Linked DNA regions of Homo sapiens: region 1 is linked to region 2. Evidence: chromatin contacts called from ENCODE Hi-C or POLR2A ChIA-PET data. All regions are on one chromosome and are shown on one strand. The core of a region is the stretch at or near the end of the contact, and the rest is flanking DNA. Distances in the headings are between cores, read along the strand shown.

Evidence for each region. A loop is a pair of places that touch in the nucleus more often than their neighbours do. ChIA-PET counts read pairs that join two places held with the same protein, here RNA polymerase II (POLR2A). Pooled maps may share reads with other maps.
Region 1: a loop to region 2 is called in a map with no recorded cell type, with 4 times the contacts of the local background. The contact joins two enhancer-like sites. A Hi-C loop is called at or near these places in 1 of 168 maps with a recorded cell type or tissue (GM12878), 11 of 37 single-sample maps with no recorded cell type and 5 of 50 pooled maps. POLR2A ChIA-PET finds 5 or more read pairs at or near these places in 4 of 52 experiments (MCF 10A, activated B cell, activated T-cell and 1 more).

Annotation. Positions count from the first base shown.
Region 1 is chr16:24,009,288-24,015,569 of GRCh38, forward strand. The region is part of intron 3 of PRKCB (protein kinase C beta); the gene reads left to right. Among named protein-coding and RNA genes, the nearest start is that of PRKCB, 180 kb to the left of the region's middle. RefSeq lists a silencer at 1,419-1,468 and enhancers at 5,164-5,283, 5,394-5,463. Within about 2 kb of position 1,349, at least 6 of the 41 ENCODE cell types and tissues checked have a DNase peak (open chromatin) inside an H3K27ac peak, as active enhancers do; they include GM12878, where a contact is called at or near this core.
Region 2 is chr16:23,922,364-23,928,558 of GRCh38, forward strand. All of the region lies in intron 2 of PRKCB (protein kinase C beta), which reads left to right. Among named protein-coding and RNA genes, the nearest start is that of PRKCB, 89 kb to the left of the region's middle. Within about 2 kb of position 1,873, at least 3 of the 41 ENCODE cell types and tissues checked have a DNase peak (open chromatin) inside an H3K27ac peak, as active enhancers do; they include GM12878, where a contact is called at or near this core.

The DNA.
Region 1 (6,282 bases), core at 99-2,598, 86 kb after region 2:
GAATAGGCAGTTGTCCGAGGAAGACATACAAATGACCAAAAGGCATATGAAAATTTAAAAAGCTAAACATCACTAATCACTAGGCAAATGCAAATCAAAACCACAATGAGATATTATCTCACACTTGTTAGGATGACTATTTTTTTTTTTTTTTTGAGATGGAGTCTTGCTCTGTTGCCCAGGCTGGAGTGCAATGGCGTGATCCTGGCTCACTGCAACCTCCACCTCCCGGGTTCAAGTGATTCTGCTGCCTCAGCCTCCCAGAGTGCTGGGATTACAGGTGGGAGCCACCACGCCCGGCCTATTTTTTTTTTTAAAAAAGACAAGTGTTAGCAAAGATATGGAGAGATTGGAACCCTTGTACACTGTTGGCAGGAATACAAAATGTTGCAGATACTATGGAAAACAGTTTGCCTGCTTTTGAGCACTTAAAAAACAAAACTAGGCTGGGCCCGGTGGCTCACATCTGTAATCCCAGCACTTTGGGAGGCCGAGGTAGGGGGGATCACTTGAGGTCAGGAGTTTGAGACCAGCCTGACCAACATGGCAGAACCCCGTCCCTGCTGAAAATACAAAAACTAGCCTGGCATGATGGTTTTTGTATCTGTAATCCCAGCTACTCAGGAGGCTGAGGCAGGAGAATCGCTTGAGGTTGCGGTGAGCCGAGATCATGCTACTGCACTCCAGCCTGGGTAACAGAGCAAGACTCCATCTCAAACAAAAACCAAAAAACAGAATTATAGAGTAGACCATCTCTTGTGTCTGGCTGGTTTCTTTCATATGTGTGTGTGTGTGGCCACATGATATTGAAAGGACACATAGCATCCTGTTCATCAGGATGTCCAGCTTCAGAGCCAGCAGGGGCCAGGCAGGTGGGTGAATGAGTGACGTGTGTGACCACAGGCATGTCCCATTGGCCCATTGAACACCCTATCTGAAAGGGGCAGCGGCACTCAGCTCCGTTTCCTAATTCCTGCTGTTTAAAGGATGAAGGTCTAAGTTTTCCCATTTTTTTCCAGAGAAATCTGAAATCCCCTAAATTTAGATTTTGACAGAGAATTCAAGAATTACAACTGTGGTGTATTTTAAACACATTTTTGGACTGGATTCCTTCTGTGAACCTCCGGTTTACAACTTCTGCATTCGTAGGTGGGGACTGTCAGTGGAAGGTCTCCCCCACCCCACATCGGAGGGGAGAAGGGAAAATGTAAATTTAGTCAAATGGGCTTTCTTTGGAGAGTAGAGAGTGTGCAATAGTCCAAGGCAGGGAGCTTTAAAAGAATGCAGAAGTCTTTTTTCTCTCTTGGTGTCTGAGCTCTAAATTGGCTGGGACATATCCTTAGTTAGGAGTCAGTGGCTATAGCGCCCCCTGCTGTCCTTTAGCACCCTCTTCGTGTCCAGTGAGATCTGCAGGTGAGCCTGGAAGCCACTTGCTTCTCCTGCAGGTTTTGGGAGGAAGATTCATCATTTTAAATATTGCTCAAGTGCCTGCTGCTGCCAGTGACTTCATAGGCTCCTGTTAGACTCACCTTCACTTATATTTGGTCAATTACCTACTCCCTCAGTCAGACCTTGCCACTCGATTTTTTTTTTCTTTTTGATACAAGGTCTCACTGTGTTGCCTACGAGTGCAATGGTACCATCACGGCTCACTGCAGCCTCTGCTTCCCAGGCTTAAGTGATCCTCCTGCCTCAGTCTCCCAAGTAGCTGGGGCTACAGGCATGTGCCGCTACGCCTGGTTGATTTTTTAATTTTTTTGTAGAGATGGGGTTTCATCATGTTGCCCAGGCTGGTCTCAAACTCTTGGGCTCAAGCAATCCTCCCACCTTGGCCTCCCAAAGTGCTGGGACTACTCAGGCATAAGCCACCATGCCCAGCCACCACTCTATTTTTTTTTAAATTGGAGGTAGGGTAAGAAGGACTGGGCCAGGTCGTCCTTCCCACAATTCCAGTCTCACTGTTTCTATCTATTGAAAAGCATTTCTGGCATTTGCTTGGTACCTTTCCCTGGTTTCTGGGCTGAAATAGATTTTATCCCATTTTTAAACAATTCCTTCTGATACTTTCAGGGGTAGTTTGTGGATGAGAGCAGAGTGAAATGCATAGGCTCAGGTTTGTGGCCTTGCAAGTTAATAAAGAGTGTGGACTTTGGAACTAGCCTGCCTGGGCTCCAATCTTGGCTCTGGTACCTACTAGCTGTGTATCATTGTTTTCATTGTTTTGTTTTGTTTTATTTTGTTTTGTTTGAGACAGGATCTCACTCTGTTGTTGGGGCCAGAGTTCAGTGGTGCAATCATAGCTCACTGCAGCCTCCAATTCCTGGGATCAAGTGATCCTCCCACCTCAGCCTCCTGAGTGGTTAGGACCACAGGCATACACCACCACACCTGGCTAATTTTAAATTTTTTTGTAGAGATGGGGTCTTGCTATGTTGCCCGGATGGGTCTTAGCCTCCCAAAGTGCTGGGATTACAGGCATGAACCATTGTGTCCCACCTTAGCTGTGCACTTTAAATAAGTCACTTGACCTCTCTGTTCCTGTTTCTTCATTTACAAGGTGAAGATGATAATATACTACTTCTTAGGGTGAGTATTAAATAAGTTAACCTATGCAAAGAGGTTAAAACAGTGCCTAGCATATCATAGAAATGTTTGCTTGACCCAGAGGCCTGAACCTGCTTTGCCTTCAGTGTTGGTCTTTAGGTCCTGGCTTCACTCCTTAATGCTGCATCTCAGCCTTTCCTCATGAAACTTTCTGTCTTTGATCCTTTTCACTCCTTAACTGTGAATCTCCCAAATTCCACTGAGCAGTGATCAATTCTTGGGGCATCTTGCTCTGTGTTCCCAGACATTCCTTCACCCTCATTTTCTCTCCATGGCCAAATCCTATAGTGCCTCCTAAATAATTATAGCTGACATGTATGTAGCACCTATCATATGCCACGTGCTGTTCTAAGTGATTGATATATGCTAACTCATTTAATCCTCACCCTATGAGAAAGATGCTTTTTTAACACCTATTTTATAGAGGAGGAAACTGAGGCCCAGAGAAGTGAACTGACTTGCCAGGTCACATAACTAATAAGCAGAGTCTGGATTTGAGTTTGGCTCTAGAGCCTGCTCTTAGCCACCATGTCCCATCCTCACTGAGAGGACCCTTGTTCAACTCCACTAACCCTCTCTGGACAAGTAGCCTCTGGTCCTGTCTCCCTGCTTCCTCTCTGTCTCACTGGCCTACCCTTTCCACACCTTTCTAAAAACCAAATGTGATCATGTCATCCTCTTTGTTGAAAACATGTCAATGGCTTCCCATTGTTCTTGGGACAAAGTAAATACTCTTTGAAGTGGCTGCGAAGCAGGGTGGACATACGTCCTCCTCTGCCAAGCTTGCCTATAAACCAAATTGGTTTGTTCTGTTGTGTCAGCGTACCACAAGGCTGGTGCCCTTGTCATCCTCACAAGAGTCCCTGTTGGAAGATACAGGATATGATTGTCCTACTCATGAGGCCCTGCGTGCTCTGGCGTCAGGGTCCCTCCAGCCTTTGCTTGACCACTCTGAGTACCTTCGTTCACTCCTCTGTTCATCCTGCCACCAGGCATTTGCACATACTTCTCCCTTGGCTGAGATACTCTTCTCTCTCTTCTTCCCTGTGAGTTCAGTGGGTCTCAATTCTAGTTGCATTGTAGAATCTTCTGCAGGGCTTTTTAACTGAATGCAGTGTCTGCACCCATTCCAGACCAACTAAGTCCAAATCTCTGATTGATTCAGAACCTCTCAGTTGCATGCAGGGTTAAGGGCCCTGGTCAACTCACGCTGGTCCTCTAGACTGCAGCTCAAGCATCACTTCCTCAGGGAAGCCCTTCCTGACCTCCCTGACCAGGCCCATTTCCAATATTTTGTACTCAGCACACCACATACCTCTTCTTGCTGTCACATATCTTAGGGACATCTAAATATTAGGTTGGTGCAAAAGTAATTGCGGTTTTTGCTATTGTAAATAATGGTGCAATAGTAATTAGTTAAAAGTAATTAAAAATAATGGCAAAAGCACAGTTACTTCTGCACCAACCTAATATTTACTTACATGGTGACAAAGAACCCAGATTCTGGATAAAAATGAATCACTAGCTGTGTGACCTTGGGCGAGTTACTTAACTTCTCTGTGTCTCAGTTTTCTCCCCTATAAAATAGGAATAGTCAAAAACCTGTTTTACATGGTCGTTGAGGATCAAATTAGTTCATAATATGTAAGGCGCTTGGAACAGTGCCTGGCACATGGTGAGTGCTGTATGTGGTAGCTGTTACTGCACTAGTAATTATTACCCCCTGCTGGGATCTGTAAATCCCTGAAGGTGGGGTTGGCATCCGTTGTTTGATCACTCCACACCTAGGATGCTGCATGAACATAATAGCTCTTCAATACCTGTCTGTTCAGCAGAGTGGCGTCCTAGTGAGGTTCTTGGTAAAAGATGAAAGGTGAGATGTGGAATTGCAAAAAAAAAAAAAAAGTATAGACATCAGAGTTGGCCTGCACAGAATTCACCTTCCTCAGTTAGGGCCCTTGTCTATGCGGGCCTGCTGGTTCAGGGTCATTGTTTCTAGCGGTCATGAGGATCAGAGCCTGCCTGGACTTGCTGTGTGCAGAGTCCCCGGTGCAGATGGCCACCTGGCAGGCATTTGCTCCAGCAGCATCCTTTGCAGGAATGGGAGGCTCCTCTGTAATTCACAAACTCACCGTGTCCTTCTATACAGAGGATCTTTCTGCTCTTCTGAAATGCAGACTTGGGTGTGCTGAGAGCTTCTGTGACAGAGGGTGCTGTCAGGAAGCTGGGCATCCAGGGCTGCACCTGGAAACCAAGCTGGCAGCGGCTTTGCAAGTTGAATAATCTTATGTTGTGATCTTGCATTTACGGGACCCCCCACTTAGCAAAAAGGGGTGCTCAGACCACTTCCCTTAGTTGGCTTACGGCACTGCAGGGGGAGAGGGGTGGGGAGGGGAGGAGATGGGTGTGGTTTTGTGGGTGATGGAGGATTTATTTATAATGTGGGTGTGATCCGTTGCCATGTGACTATTCCCTGAAACTACTGTACACCCTGAGCAATGAATGCACAACCCGGCCTGCACAGGAAGAGGTGGGGCTCACTCTGTGAACAGCCTCCACCAGAACTCGAAGGCCCCCTGGGGAATACCAAGCCTAACCCCTTTGTTTTCAGAAGGAGGAACTGAGACCAGACCATGGCAGTGACTTGCCCAAGATCACAGATGTCATTTTTATTCTAAGCTAACATTTGTCATATGGATACTACATGCCAGTCACTGTGCCAAGCTAAGCATCATCATTGTGATTTCATTAATCTGTACACATCTAGAAAGCAGGCTCATTATATTCAGCAAACACTTGCATAGTGTATATATGATGTGCCAGGCACTGTGCTGAGTCTTTTACAAATATTAATCCATTAAATTCTCATAATCCTATGAGGATTTAGTGTGATTATTATTTCCTTTTATTTATTTATTTAAGACAGAGTCTTGCTCTTGTCACCCAGGCTGGAGTGCAATGGCATGATCTCGGCTCACTGCAACCTCCACCTCCTGGGTTCGAGCAATTCTCCTGCCTCAACTTCCTCCCAAGTAGCTGGGACTACAGGCACCCGCCACCATGCCCAGCTAGCTAATTTTTGTATTTTTAGAAGAGATGGGGTTTTACCATGTTGGCCAGGCTGGTCTCGAACTCCTGGCCTCAAGTGATCCGCCCGCCTTGGCCTCCCAAAATGCTGGGATTACAGGTGTGAACTGCCGCGCCTGGCCTTATTTCCATTTTAAAGATGAGGACCCTGAAGCTCAGAGAGGTTGGGTAACCTGTCCAAAGTCACACAGCTGGGAGGTCATTGAGTTGGGAGTCAATCTCAGACAGTCTGGCCTTGAAGTGTCTGCTCCAGCACTGTCATTTCTCTCCATGTGACAGCTCTTCTCTCCATTTTACAGGTGAGAAAATCAAGGCTTATATAACTCAAGTAGCTTGCTCGAGGCTGCACGACTGGAAATTACCAGAGCTGGTGTTGAATTTGCACATTCCAGCTATAGAATCTGACCCCTGATCTCATGCTAAACTCCCTCTCAGTGGGGCTAGGGTCTTTTGGCTGAGGGGTCCAAGCTGGGAACAGGTCACGGGGGTTGAGGCAGAGCCTGAAGCCAGCAGGTGGAGGTGGGGTGGTGTCAGCCAGGTCTACCTGGGTTGACTCTGAACCTCATGCAGTGGAGCAGTTACTCCCTTCCC
Region 2 (6,195 bases), core at 623-3,122:
TTTTCAAGAGAAGCCAGAAATCTGGATTTCATGCAAAATTTCTTGTTTTTCTTTTTATTAAAGACATGGTATGGACCAAAAAAAGATGTCTCTAGGCTAGATCTCTGCAACCTCTCATCTATACTCTATTTGCATTTTTAAAGACTATATGCAAATGTTATTTAGCAGAGCTACCTAGTTTTTTTGTGTGATGATAGCATGTGAAAGAGCTATGATACATCTTGGAAATGTCAACTTTGAAATATACAGTGACTGTGTTGGTCACTACAGAATGATCTCTGCAGAAACTTCAGTTACATTTTCTCTAAATGACACCTTTGCTTTGACAACACATTTTCAAAAAGAAAAATAGCAAACTACCCTTCCTCCAGGGCCTTAGCCACAGTAGCTCCTGCCAGCATAACACAATGCTGCACCTTACTGAGGGATCAGGAAATGTGGTTTGATTTATAATTATGGCTTCATGGGTAGAATGGTGGCCAATGTCCACATGAGCCACACTCAGTGGCTAAGATCCAGAGGGCATTTAATTTAGGTAGCCAGTGTTACAGACATAGTTTAGATTTTTGCAGCCTTGACCAATCTTAATAGATCTGTCTGTTCTTTAGAGTTACCTTTTTTTCCTGCCTCCTAGCTACCTACACCTTTTAATGCTAAATGTAGTTAGCTAGTGAATGCTGTTATTTGAATCTTAAAATTTCAGGTTGGGACAGAACCTTAAAATTCATGTATTTCAACCACCCTTTGTATGAGGCAGGAATCTTGGTTATGACAGGTGACAGAAAATTCAAACTAGCTTAATTCAGAAGGGAATTTATTGCCTTTATAAAACCAAAAAGTCCAAGGGTAGCTGCCTTCAGGTATTGTCTGATCCAGGGGTTTGTTATGTTTCCAGGACATGGTTTCCTTTATTCCATCTCTGCTTATGTATTGGCTCCCTTCTCAGATGGAAGAGACTCCCCTCATCAAGGTGAGATGGCTATGGAAGCTCTACTCACATTTCCTCTAGGTTCAAGTCCATGTAGAGAAGAGCACCTCTTTCTCTTGTTATATCTCACAGGCTCTAAATTAGCTACTAGGGCCAGTGAAAAAGCAATGTGCTGATTGACCACCCTTATCTACTCTTGGAGTTCCGGATGGAATTAACACTACCTGAATTATGTGGACCAAGAGTGGGAAAGGAATAGTTCTCCAGAAGGATATTTGGTATTGTTATTAAAATAAGGTTAATTGAATACTCACTGAACCATCTAATGCTTGAATTCCCTTCATAGCACGCCATTGGTGACTGTCCAATCTTCAGTTACTAACATGCTACCCCCAAAATGGTGTGTTTGTGCAGCTCTAATAATGACAGGGTTTCTCCTAATACTGAGATGATATTGGCATCTCCATAGTTCCAGACATTATTTCTGGTCCCAACCATAATCAACCTGTTTTGACACGGGTGAACATGTAAGGGAAGGGATTGCTCATTGTGGTCACAGAAGTAACCTACCCAATAGAAGCACACCAACTTGAAGCATGCTTCCATGATCACTGAGGGAGGAAAATGATTGGCAAGTCTCGTATTGGTCCTTGAAGCGCTCCCTATAAACACTTGTCACTGCCAAGCGTGTATCACTGGCCAAAGCAAGTCACATTGTGATATGATTAGACTTTGTGTCCCCACCCAAATCTCATCTTGAATTGTAATCCCCATAATCCCCATGTGTCTAGGGAGAGAACTGGTGGGAGGTGAATGGATCATAGGGGCAGTTTCTCCCATGCTGTTCTCATGATACTGAGTGAGTTCTCACAAGAGCTGATGGTTTTATAAGGGGCTCCTCCCCCTTCACTCCTCACTCTTCTCTCTCCCGTAGCCATGTGAGAAGGTCCAAGCTTGCTTCCCCTTCGCCTTCTGTCATAATTGTAAGTTTCCTGAGGCCTCCCCAACCATGCGGAACTGTGAGTCATTTAAATCTCTTTCCTCTAGAAATTACCCAGTCTCGGGTAGTATCAAGATAGCAGTGTGAGAACCGACTAATACGCATGGCCATGCCTAACTTCAAAGCGGCTGGGCAAGTATCATATTGCTGTGTACTTGGGAGGAGGGGAGAATCAGAATATTTGATCTGGCGACCACCACACAACTGAACTTCTCTATTTCTGTGTTCTTCTTGTTAACCATCTAGTTTCTGTTTCCTCTTGTGACACATATATTAATTAATTTTTCAATACCCAAACACAAGCCTCTAATATTTATCTTTGTTTAGTTACTTCCTAATAAACTAAGATATCTCTACATCCTGATCCTAAAATTCAAAGGCTCCACGTATACCATGGTGACTAGTTAATTCCAATATATTGCATAGTTGAAAATTGCCAAGAGAGTAGATTTTAAGTGTTCTCACTACGAAAAAATGCATATGTTAAATAGCTTGATTTAGCCATTTCACTATGTATACATGTAGGAAAACATCATGTTGTACACTACAGATGTATACAATTTTTACTTGTCAATTATAAACAACAACAACAAAACTGCAAAGTCTCCTTAGACCCACCCAATCACATGTTGTCTGCTCATTTAATGAGTAAATGCTATATAGGTTCATTCTGGACCTGGGTAAAATGATTTACGGACTGGGACCAAGTGGGAGGACCCTATTTCAATTCATTAGGTAAGGTCTTCCAGGTCAATATTTGACCATTGATTGGCACATCTGGGGTATAGTTATTTAACTGCCTTCTAGTTTACCTCAATATGACCCCTCAGTGGAGGGAAAATGGAGCACAATGACTAGAAGAATGTTGAGAGATGAGGAAAGAGAGAATGGGATGGAAAGAACATAAAATAGGAAAGCATTGACATTGTCACTTCTTGGCTATTTCTTCCTGTAAAATTTTGCCTGGAGTGCCCTACAATGGGGTCCCCATCCTCTGCCCTGATAACATCTTAGTGGATCACTCCTCTCTCCCTTTTCATTCTGCAGGACTTGCCCATTGGGGCTCTTTCAGACCTGACTGGTCATTGGGTATCTGTGGCCATGATAATCACTCTCTTCCTGGACGTGACCCTCCTCTCGTTAACCAGGATGCCTGTGTTCTTAAGGTTGGCCGTTTCCAAGGACAGAGAGCTTGCATCCCATTTCTAGGGGACTGGGGATCCAAGGACTCCATTCTTGACATTGTCTTGTCAGCCTTGAAGTGCCGAAACCCAGCATCCCTGTCTGAGGTCATCCTGTCTCTCTTCCAAACATGAGGACTTCTTAAATTTTTTAAAAAAAGTTTTTACTTGTATAAATTGAGAAGGCACAAGTGCAATTTTGTTACATGGATATGTTATTTAGTGGTAGAATCTGTGCTTTTGGTATGTCCATCACCCAGATAGGGTACCCTGTACTCATTAAGTGATTTCTTATCCTTCACTCCCCCACCCAACCCTTCCAAGAAGGATGACTATTACTCAACAGTCATTCAGTAGCCATTGGAGAATGACTATTATTCCATACTCTGTGTCTATGTGTATTATATAGTTCCCATTTATAACTAAGAATATGCATTATTTGACTTTCTCTTTCTGAGTTTTTTTTTTTTAAGATAATGGCTTTGGGTTCCATCCTGTTGCTGCAAAAGACATGATTTCAGACTGGGCATGGTGGCTCATGCCTGTCATATTAGCACACTGGGAGGCTGACGAAGGAAGATCACTTGAGCCCAGGAGTTTGAAACCAGCCTGAGCAACTTGGTGAGACTCCGGCTCTATAAAAATTAAATTAGCCAGGCATCGTGTTGTGTACCTGTGGTCCCAGTTTCTTGAGAGGCTGAGGCAGGAGGATCTCTTGAGCCCAGGAGTTCAAGGCTGCAGTGAGCTATGATCACACAACTGCCCCCCAGCCTGGGTGACAGAGTGAGACCCTGTTTTAGTCAGGACTTCAAGACCAGCCTTGCCAACATGGTGAAGCCCCATCTCTGCAAAAATACAAAAATTAGCTGGGCATGATGGCGGGTGCCTGTAGTCCCAGCTACTCAGGAGGCCGAGGTGGAAGAATCACTTGAACCCGGGAGGTGGAGGTTGCAGTGAGCCGAGATTGCCCCACTGCACTCCAGCCTGGGCGACAGAGTGAGACTGTTTCAAAAAAAATAAATAATAAATAAATAAATAAAAATAAAATCAAAGGTCTTACTCTTTTTTATGGCTGAGTAGTATTCTATTGTGTGTATGTATATATAGATATACATACATATACCACACACATACGTGTATATATGTATATATATGGTGGTATGTGTGTCTATATACACACAATGATATGTATATTAATATATATGTATATATAAATATATATACATTTTCTTTATCCAGTCATCCATTGATTGATGCTTAAGTTGATTCCATATCTTTGCTATTGTACTGTGATAAACGTATGAGTGCAGGCATCTTTTATATAATAATTTCTTCTTTGGATAGCTGCCCAAAATTCAGGTAAAAGATCTCAGTCTACAAGGCAGCTCCCAAGCTTCAAAAAATTGTCCTGCCAGATTTTTAAAAGCAAGTTTTCTCAAAAGCTTCGATGTATACATTGGTCGATTTATTTATCCATTAAAGTATTTATTGAATACTTCTTACTGCGTATGGTGGTGGTGGTGCTGAGGTGTCTCACAGTGAACACAACAGGCGTAGCCTCTGCTATTACCAAAATTATTGTCTGGTAAAGAATGCAGATGGCTAACCAGGCAGGTGCCTGTACGGTGAGATATGTGCTGTGATGGCTGTAAGCGCATGGTGTGAGCGTAGAGTTGGGTGCTTAATTGAAGGCATCAGGAAGGCTTCCAGGACTAAATGATATCAAAGTCCCACCTTAAGGATGACAGGTTTAACTAAGTAAAGGAGGATGTGGAAAGAAGGGGGAGAGTGCTCCAGGCAGAGGAAATAGTATATACAAAAGCACAAGAGGATTGAAGAACCAAAATCACTTTGGCATGGCTGGAATGAAGGGCATGTTTGTGTATTTTCAGGGTAGGGGATGTGTTTAGGGACAAGCTCAGAGAAAAGGAAGTAAGGAACCCTGTCATAAAGGGCTCATCTGTCCTATGAAAGAGTGTGTACATTTTATTCTGAGAGTACAGAGCCTTTTCTTTTTTCTAAGCATTACATGATTAGATTTGTCTTTTAGAAACCACTCTGGCTGCCGTTAAAAATGAATTTCACAGTGACAAGGCTGGAGGAAGGATCTTGGGTTAGGAGGCGGTGGTAGTAATCTAGGCAGGACTTGAGGACGCCTGAGTGGTGGTGAGGAAGGAGAGAGGTGGATGGAAGATTCAAGAGATATTTAGGGGGTGTTATTGAGAGAACTTAGTGATTGATTTGGCGTGGGAGGAATGAGAAAGTCAGGGATGGCTCCCTGGTTTCTGGCTTGGGTACTAGGTGCGCTGGTGGTGCTTTTGACAGAGATAGAACCATGGGAGGAGGAACATGTTTTGAGGGAAGGCTGTCTCCCTTTTAGACACCTAGTTGGTGTCCAAATGGCACAGACCAGTTGGCGTGTGGATATCTTGGGGCTTAGGGCGTGGATCTGGGCTCAGGGTGGAGATCTGAGCCTTAGCTGCACATCAGTAGTCATTGCAGTCATGGAGTGTGCTGGGGTTTTGCCAAGAGCTCATGTAGATTCAGGCGAGAAGAGAGGAGGGGCCCAGGCTGGGAATACTGGCTTTGGAAATACTCTTGAAATATATAGAAATGAAAGAATGTATAGGGCTGTTTCCACAGACGTTTATTTTTTATTTTTATTTTTTTGAGATGGTGTTTCACTCTTGTTGCCCAGGCTGGAGTGCAATGGCATGATCTCAGCTCACTGCAACCTCCACCTCCCAGGTTCAAGCAATTCTCCTGCCTCAGCCTACTGAGTAGCTGGGATTATAGATGCCCACGACCATGCCCGGCTAATTTTTTTGTATTTTTAGTAGAGACACGGTTTCACCATGTTGGCCAGGCTGGTCTCGAACTCCTGACCTCAGGTGATCCACCCACCTTGGCCTCCCAAAGTGCTGGGATTACAGGCATGAGCCACCGCGCCCGGCCCACAGACATTTACTGAGCAAGAGCTTGTGCAAGGCACTCTGGTATGCATGCAGTCGGGGACCCTCTGATGAATGGAACTCAGGCCTTGTATAAGGAAGTGACCTCCATCAGAGGGTGGAGACGCTGTCAGT